2 separate regions of the Homo sapiens genome follow, and region 2 is linked to region 1. The links are chromatin contacts, found by Hi-C or POLR2A ChIA-PET in ENCODE. All regions are on one chromosome and are shown on one strand. Each heading gives the region's core, a stretch centred on a gene start or an enhancer-like site at or near the end of the contact. The rest is flanking DNA. Distances are from core to core; before and after follow the strand shown. Region 1 overlaps SCN4A (sodium voltage-gated channel alpha subunit 4). Region 2 overlaps ERN1 (endoplasmic reticulum to nucleus signaling 1).

Region 1 (4,179 bases), core at 469-2,968:
GCAGCAGAGACTGGAGTGCACAGCTTTTGAAACCACATTGCAGGGCTCTGAACCCCAGTTTATTAGCTGTGTGCTCTGAGGCAATTTGCCTCACTGCCCTGTGCCTCAGTTTCCTCATCTGTAAAAAGGAGATTATCCAAGTGTTCCTCCCATTGTTGTGAGGATTAAAGGATCAATAAAAGCCCAGGCGCAGTGGCTCACACCTATAATCCCAGCACTTTGGGAGGCTGGGGCAGGCGGATCACGAGGTCAGGAGATCAAGACAATCCTGGCTAACATGGTGAAACCCCGTCTCTACTAAAAATACAAAAAGTTAGCTGGGCGTGGTGGCATGCGCCTGTAGTCCTAACTACTTGGGAGGCTGAGGCAGGAGAATCGCTTGAACCCGGGAGGTGGAGGTTGCAGTGAGTCGAGATCACGCCATTGCACTCCAGCCGGGGCGACAGAGCGAGACTCCATCTCAAAACAAAACAAAACAAAAAAACAAAAAACAAACAAAAAACCCATCAATACAAGTAGAGCACACAGTAGGCACTCAACGCATGTTGGCTGTTATTATGTTTGAAATAATAGAAAGCTATACAAGGTGCTCCAGCCTGGCCAACATGGTGAAACCATGTACTAAAAATACAAAAATTAGCTGGGCGTGGTGGTGCACCTATAATCCCAGCTACTTGGGAGGCTGAGGCAGGAGAATCACTTGAACCCGGGAGGCGGAGGTTGCAGTGAGCCCAGATTGCACCCACTGCACTCCAGCCTGGGTGACAGTGCGAGACCCTGCCTTGAAGAAAAAAAAAAAAAGAAAAAGAAAAAGAAAGAAAGAAAGAAAGTTATACAAGGTGTAGGAAGAGTGTGGTGAACTCTGAGGCCAGCTCAGCATTTTATAGATGAGTAAACTGAGTCCTAGAGAGGTGGCGTGGCCTGCTCTAGGACACAGAGCATAGCCAGGACTCGAACCAGGATTCTAGTCATTGTATAACTTTAGAAGGCATCTTTCACTTAGCCTACAAGGTGAATGGCAGCCCTGAAGGTCTTTAATGTGGTCACCCTTCCTTCTACCAGTCTGCCTGGCCCTGGGCAGTGGGAGGAAGGAGAATCCTGGCTGGGGTGAGGGTCCCAGCTCCCATCAGCCAGAAGCATAGCCAGGTTCTTCCTCGGAGCCCTGGGGGAGTGAGAGGGCATGGGGAATTGGGGAGCCTGCACTTGCAGATCCGCCACCCTTGGCCGTCTCCTCGGCGGGTCTCACTCCTGGCTCTCACCAGCCTCCTCCAAGGTCTTCTCGTCATTGTCTTCACTACATTCTGTTGATTATATTCTGTTAATCATGTTAAATACTCTCTTTAAAAACTATCTGAAAACGCTCTTTGAGAGAATGTGCTAGGGGAATTTCCATGGCTCCCTTCCTCCCCGCCATGTCCCCTAGAGGCTTTTCTGCCTTTGCCCCCCACCAAAACGCATTAGTCTTTCTTCTCCCTCTCTGGGGGGAGGCATCCAGTTGCCAGAAACACATCTGAGATGGGAATTAGCTGCTCTCTGGGTCAGCAGGGTTTGCACACGGCTCCTGCCCAAGACAGAAATAGCTGCCCCAGGCATGGGGGAAGGGAGGAGGGGAGGGGGCCGACATCAATTTCCCTGGGGGTTCTGTGCTTTGGGTTACCTAGTCACTTCCTCTTCTTCTTCACAGTTACCCGCAGGAAGTGACCAAGTGCCATAGGTGCAGGGGATGCGGGTCCTCACACTCTCTGGCAGGGTGCCCTGGTGGCCTCTGGCAGACACCTGCTTCTCTGAAGCCTGGGGAGGTGGTGGGAGGGGACAGTGCCCAAGGAGCTGACAGTGCCACCTCCCTGGGCCGTTCCACTCCCTCTGAGCAAACTGGGAGAGCCACAGAGCTGGGCTGGGAAAGGATGTCAGTGGTGTGTTCGTGTGTGCATGTCTGTGTGATAGGGGTGACAGGCACACAGAAGCAGGGCCTGTACTGGTTCCAGACTCTGCAGCCAGATTGCAGGGGCTCCCGTCCCACACACGGGACAGACTCACCTCCCTGAGCCCCTGTTTCCTCATCTATAAAACATGAACCAGCGCGCCCCTCACAGGTGGGCGTGAGGATGAGGTGAAATGAATACATGTGAAGCACCCAGAATGCTGGGTAAATGCTAAATAAATGTCAGCTGTCACCATGCTTCTGCTGATGCTGACGTTATCATTATTACGATACTGTTGTCATTGATGTTATCGTTACTGGAGTTACATGGACCCAGTTCCAGCACCAGCTCTGTTTCTCACTAGTTGTGTGGTTCTGGGCAGTGCCTCCTCGAGAGTGTGGAAATAACATTACCTGTCTCATGGGGTGGCTGAGAGAATTAGGGGCAATGCCAGTAACTCCCTTTGGCAGGGACTGACATACAGTAGGCCCCCCACTGCCAATACAGGAGCATCGCCCTGGTGGCGGGAACCTAAACCAGCACTGCCCTGCCGCACGCCTGCAACACCTGTACTCCCAGCCACGTGGCCAGGCACTTTGGTAAGCACTTGTAAGCGCATGCGTAACATAATCCTTGCAACCACCCAGTGAAAGAGTCATCCCCATTTTCATCCCCGTTTTCCAGATGGGAAAACTGAGGCCCAAAGGGTTAAATAACGGGCTCGAGGTTTCCCAGTCAGTGAGTGGCAAAGTGGGGATTTAAAACGTTTCTGAGTTTCCACACATAGAAACAGCAACTCCCTGAAGACTCAGTCACCCCCAAGTCCTTAGACTTACATCAACAAACTCCTACTCAGGGTCTGCTCTCCCCATCCCCAATCCTGCCCCAAAGTTGGGCCCGGGCACCTTCCCTCTCTCTCCCCACTCCCTAAGACCCTCCTTTCAGGGACAGGAGGCCTGGGTTCTCCTCTGTAGCTGCAGCATAGTCTTCTTCTGCAGCTGAGGTGACACCCCCTTCCCTCTCTTGGTGCTGCCCCCAGCCAGAGATCAGCAATATCTGAGAAGCTCTGTCGCTGCAGCTCAGGGATTCCATAGGCCTTTGGGGAACATGGGGACAGGCGTCTTCCCAGTCCCTGTTGCCCAGGGCAGCACCAGCCACTGCAGGGGGCAGCTGGGCACAGCACTGCAGGGCTCTGGCAGGAGTGACCTCCACTGCCACCCCAAGAAGGGGAGAAGTCAGGGTCACCTCCAGAGGCCCTAGCCGCAGAAATGCTGGCCAGCTGGACCATGGCCCTATACCCTGGCTCTCACCTCCTGGCCCCTTCCTCTGCACCAGCCCCTCATGCCAAGCCCTGAACCACAGTAAGCGGCAGAAGAGATGCAGTTTATGCCATCTCTGCATTTTCCCAATATCTGCACCTGTTTCTTTTTTGTTTTCTAGAGATGGGGTCTTGCTCTGCCCCCCCATGCTGGAGTGCAGTGGCAGGATCACAGCTCACTACAGCTTTGAAGTCCACGGCTCAAACCATCTTCCTGCCTCAGCCTCCCAAATAGCTGGGTTTGGTGTGTGCCACCATGCCTAGCTAATTTTTTTCATTTTTCCATTTTTTGTAGAGATAAGAGTGTCTTGCTATGTTGCCCAGGCTGGTCTTGAACTCCTGGCCTTGGCCTCCTAAAGTGCTGGGACTATGGGCATGAGCCACCACATCCAGCCTGATTCTCTTTTTCGGCGCCTGGACCATAGGCCCTGGAGCAGAGGAGGTCAAGAGGGTGGGAGAAGGCCAGGAGGCCCAGGTTCCCCCACAAAACTGTGCCTTTGTACACACTATGGCATCATCTTTGCAGTGACCTCATGAACTCCCTGTTGTTTTTCTTCTATGTGAGGGTTAGAGAACCCAGCTTGACTAGAGAGCAGCAGTTAGCTCAAGGTCACACAGATGATGGCAAAGGAGCTGGGACTGGAATGTGGGTCTGTCTGACTCATTATCATGTTGCTTTACTCAAAACACTAGGTTCCAACAGCGCTACTCATAGCATGGTCCCAGAACCACCATCAGCATCCACTGATCAGCATCACCTCGGAGCTTGTCAGAAATGCAGGTCCCCAGGCCTAGGCCCAGAGCTGCTGAATCAGACACTCTGGGGGTGGGGCCGGGGATCTATGTTTTAAGTAACTCCTAAGTGATTCTTACACAGGTTAAAATTTGAGAACTACGGGGTTAAACCACATAAAATTGCCATTTTGGAGAGGATGTGTT
Region 2 (4,179 bases), core at 914-3,413, 120 kb after region 1:
AATAACATAATTATAGTTTCAAAAAGTTCCCCAAACTTTCAAGTTAGATTTTATTGCTTTGATGAGTGGCTTTAAATATGAAAAGTCTTGCCTGTGAAGGGCAATCCTTTTCCCGTGGACTGGGATCTATAGAAATACAGAAATGTGCCCAGGGGTTCATCTCCCTAATAACCATCATTCACATTTCTCAACCTCCCTAATAACCAGCCACCATGTGAGAAGGATCCACAGTTACTGTTTATGACTATAATTAACTAGTACCTGGGACTGGTCAGTGGAGTTGGTTGCAACCTGATGCTAAGGATGTCAAAGTTGTCTCGGCCTCTGTTCCCAGCCAGTAAGTAATTCCCTGGCCTCGGGCCATACCCCCTAATCTTGGTCAGCTGATTATGACAGGCAGACAGCACAGTAAATAACACTATATATTAAGAAAACCCAAAGCATATGTATCAATGGTATATACCCAACAGCATCCTAGGAATGGAGAGTCTGTAGCAAGGGCCTCCAATGTGAAGGTCAACACAGTCACTGTGATGCGTGTATTTCCATTTTGTAAAGCATGATCTCTGGTGGTCATTTTTATCTTCCTAACTTATTGGAAAAGTCTCCTGTTTTGGAGACTCTTAGAAGAAGAATATTGAGATGCTGGAGAAGGTCACAGAGCCTTTGAAATTTTTTTTTTTTTTTTTTTGAGACAGAGTCTTGCTCTGTCGCCCAAGGAGGAGTACAGAGGTGTGGTCACGGCTCACTGCAGCCTCAAACTCCTGGACTCAAGTCATCCTTTTGCCTCAGCCTCCCCATAGTTGAGACTACAGGCATGTGCCACTATGCCTGGCTCTTTTTTTATTTTTTTTGGGATGGAGTCTCGCTCTGCCGCCCAGGCTGGAGTGCAGTGGAGTGATCTCGGCTCACTGCAACCTCCACCTCCCAGGTTCAAGCGATTCTCCTGCCTCAGCCTCCTGAGTAGCTGGGACTACAGGTGCGTGCCACCACACCCAGCAAATTTTTTTTTTTTTTTTTTTTTAGTAGAGACAGGGTTTCACCGTGTTAGTCAGGATGGTCTCCATCTCCTGACTTCGTGATCCACCCAACTCGGCCTCCCAAAGTGCTGGGATTACAGGTGTGAGCCACCATGCCCGGCCACCTGGCTAATTTTTATTTATTTTTTATTTTTTTTGAGACGGAGTCTCGCTCTGTCGCCCAGGCTGGAGTGCAGTGGTGCAATCTCAGCTCACTGCAACCTCCGCCTCCAGGGTTCAAGCGATACTGCTGCCTCAGCCTCCTGAGTAGCTGGGACTACAAGCATGTGCTACCACGCTTGGCTTATTTTTCGTATTTTTAGTAGAGATGGGGTTTCACTGTGTTAGCCAGGATGGTCTCGATCTCCTGACCTCGTGATCTGCCCGCCTCAGCCTCCCAAAGTGTTGGGATTACAGGCGTGAGCCACTGCACCTGGCCTACACCTGGCTGATTTTTTAAAAATGTTTCTTCTGTAGAGACGGGGTCTCACTATGTTGACCAGGCTAGTTTCAAACTCCTGGCCTCAAGCAAACCTCCTGCCTCACCCTCCCAAGGTACTGGGATTACAGTTGTGAGCCACTGCACCTGGCCTGTAATTTGCTAATGCTATACCTCTAAAGTTCTAACAGATGTTGCATACATGCCTGCTCCACATGTGTGCAACTTACCCATGGATCGCAACTCTGTTCTCACTGACAAAATCATAATATGAATATGATCTGAAGGTAGAGGAGAACAGAGCTAGGACCACGAACCTTTTCCATCTAGCATGACATAGCTGGTTACTTCAAGAACCACTAGAGTTTACATAACTCAGTTATTACTTTAATGGGTAGATTGGGCAACTACCATGCTCTTAAATATGTTTAATGAACTCGCCTAAGAGGCCACAGCACAAAGATGATAAGAAGACAATATCCTAAGCAGACTATAAGTGATGAATTGCTGGCAAAAGCTGGAAGACCAGATAGGACACAGTGACATGGATGGTCAGAAGATTATCAGATGTTCCCAGGTCACGGCCCACAGAGAGAAAAATCTGTGCCGATCGTTTCCTCCAAATTCCTAGGCTGGGAGTTCCTCATTCTGAAGGTGTGGAAGGAAGCAAGAGTCTCAGTGTCCTGAGCAAAACCTTAAAAGTCTGGCCTGCACTTGAGACCCAGAAATACACATAAAGCTCCTCGAGGCATGAATAGGCAATAAGCACTTTCAGTTCCTCAAAAAGAAAGCTGCTGTATAAATACGGGCTATTATTGCTACTATGATTTCAAGATAAATACAGCTCTCCTTTGTGTTGCAAATGCTTTTTTATTGACATTTTGGCAGCAACATAGTAAAAGAAAAGCAGGTGATCTGATGCTTTGAAAGCTGTGACCCCATAGGTATGAAGGCAGTTTATCTAGGCAAGCTATTAAGTGCTGTTCTATCAAACATTCTGATAGCAGGAAATACTAAGAAAGCGCTATAATTAACAGGCAGAGCCTGGCTTTCCTTCCTTGGCTTAGATGATTGTACTCACTTTAAATTTCATCCATTTGCCACTGGGTATGTTGCAATCTTGGAATCTCAGGACTAAGTCAACACAGCAACTAAAAGCTTGTTAAATGAGTAACCATATTAATGATGTCAATTCTTCTCCCAAGTTGGGGGAGCCCTTTCTTAATTGGTCAGCTGATCCTGGGGAGAACAGCACCTGAAGCACAACCCAGGAAAGAAAGGGTTGGCAAGGCGGTGACTGCGCCCTCTCTCTCCGCATGCCACTTTCCCAGATTCCGGGACTTACATCAAAGAGACACAAGTTTCTGGAGACAGGAACTCTTACCCATGTAGAGGATTCCATCTGAACTTCGGCATGGGGATGCCTGCACCAATTCTGGGATGGTAAAAGGAAGTTTCTTTAAAAAAAAAAAAAAAGAAAAAAAAAAGTTAACCAAGTCTTGTGCAATTATTACAATTTTACCAGGCAGTTTGTTTCTATTACCTAATTCTGCTAAAAAGAGAGAAGCACTTTGCAGATGAGAGTTTTCCTAACTGAATACAAAGGAGAAGGGGGCACCCTATGCTTCCACATCTACTGTGTTTTTATTTTCATTTTTTTGAGACAGGGTCTCATTCTGTCGCCCAGGCTGGAGTGCAGTGGCACCATCTTGGCTCACTGCAACCTCTGCCTCCTGGGTTCAAGTGATTCTCTCACCTCAGCCTCCCAAGTAGCTGGGATTACAGGCATGTTGCCACTACACCCAGCTAATTTTCCACATCTATTTTGACAAGCTCCCAGGTCCCTGAGCTCTGTAAACATCCACTCCTTTACTTGACACCATGTGCAGAGGCCCCTCAAGGTCTCCTGTCCAGGGTGCTTCCCAGGGGTGACACAAACCTTTTCTGAAAAGATTTACACAAATATGGAGAGTTATATATTCTTTGAAATGCTAAGAAAGAATTGTCCTGGCTTGGAATACAGAGCCAGAGCTGGCTAGACTGAGTAAAATGACAGTGCTTTGTAGAGCCCCATGGGAGGGAGCCAGGACATTGATGCTGAAGGGATGCAACCTTGGTGCCAAGCTCAAGCTTCGAGGGAAAGGAGAAGTCGCCATTACAGGGGCAACACAAGAGTTTGAGGTGGAAAAGAGTTTTGATGTTTTCTTCAGTAAATAATTCACTATTGAAAAACAAGAAAAATTGAGACTTTTGGTTTTAAAGAGGAAGTTAAGATAGGTGCCAGGAAAAGAAACTCAAAGGAATCCAAATGTTTCAACTGCATTTCATCATAAAACTGATTCTTCTGAGTCTACAGCTGACATCTGACGAGCTCTTTTGGTTAATGCTTGTTTCAGTATACTTTATTTTTAGAACATTCTGTGTTTTTGAAATTGTTCTATAGATACCTGCTTTTATAGAAATGCCTCTACTGCATGGTCACCTTTTTCTCCAAGAAAGAAAAGATTTCTCTCTAGCTTTAATAAGCAGAGCTTTGCATACTAAATAACTTGGATTTTCCCATCATCCCAACATTCAAACCAAGCCTCAGAGGAGGAAAAATGCTTCAGAGAGGCTGCAATGACTGGGTTTTGCCATGTGTTTCTGAGAATCAGAAAGGCACTGCAGATCTTCTAGTCTTCTGGAGTCCTGTGGTCTCTGCTGAGCACTGCCACTGGTGCC

What was found. A loop is a pair of places that touch in the nucleus more often than their neighbours do. ChIA-PET counts read pairs that join two places held with the same protein, here RNA polymerase II (POLR2A). Pooled maps may share reads with other maps.
Region 2: a pooled map shows a loop between it and region 1 (2.0-fold over the local background). The contact joins two enhancer-like sites. A Hi-C loop is called at or near these places in 2 of 50 pooled maps. POLR2A ChIA-PET finds 5 or more read pairs at or near these places in 4 of 52 experiments (HepG2, T-cell, activated CD4-positive, alpha-beta T cell and 1 more).

Annotation. Positions count from the first base shown.
Region 1 is chr17:63,952,898-63,957,076 of GRCh38, forward strand. The region is part of intron 13 of SCN4A (sodium voltage-gated channel alpha subunit 4); the gene reads right to left. Among named protein-coding and RNA genes, the nearest start is that of SCN4A, 18 kb to the right of the region's middle. Within about 2 kb of position 1,719, at least 8 of the 41 ENCODE cell types and tissues checked have a DNase peak (open chromatin) inside an H3K27ac peak, as active enhancers do.
Region 2 is chr17:64,072,333-64,076,511 of GRCh38, forward strand. It overlaps ERN1 (endoplasmic reticulum to nucleus signaling 1), which reads right to left. Exons shown (of 22, transcript NM_001433.5): 5 at 2,843-2,915. Among named protein-coding and RNA genes, the nearest start is that of ICAM2, 54 kb to the left of the region's middle. RefSeq lists silencers at 2,074-2,133, 2,617-2,911 and an enhancer at 2,354-2,433. Within about 2 kb of position 2,164, at least 12 of the 41 ENCODE cell types and tissues checked have a DNase peak (open chromatin) inside an H3K27ac peak, as active enhancers do.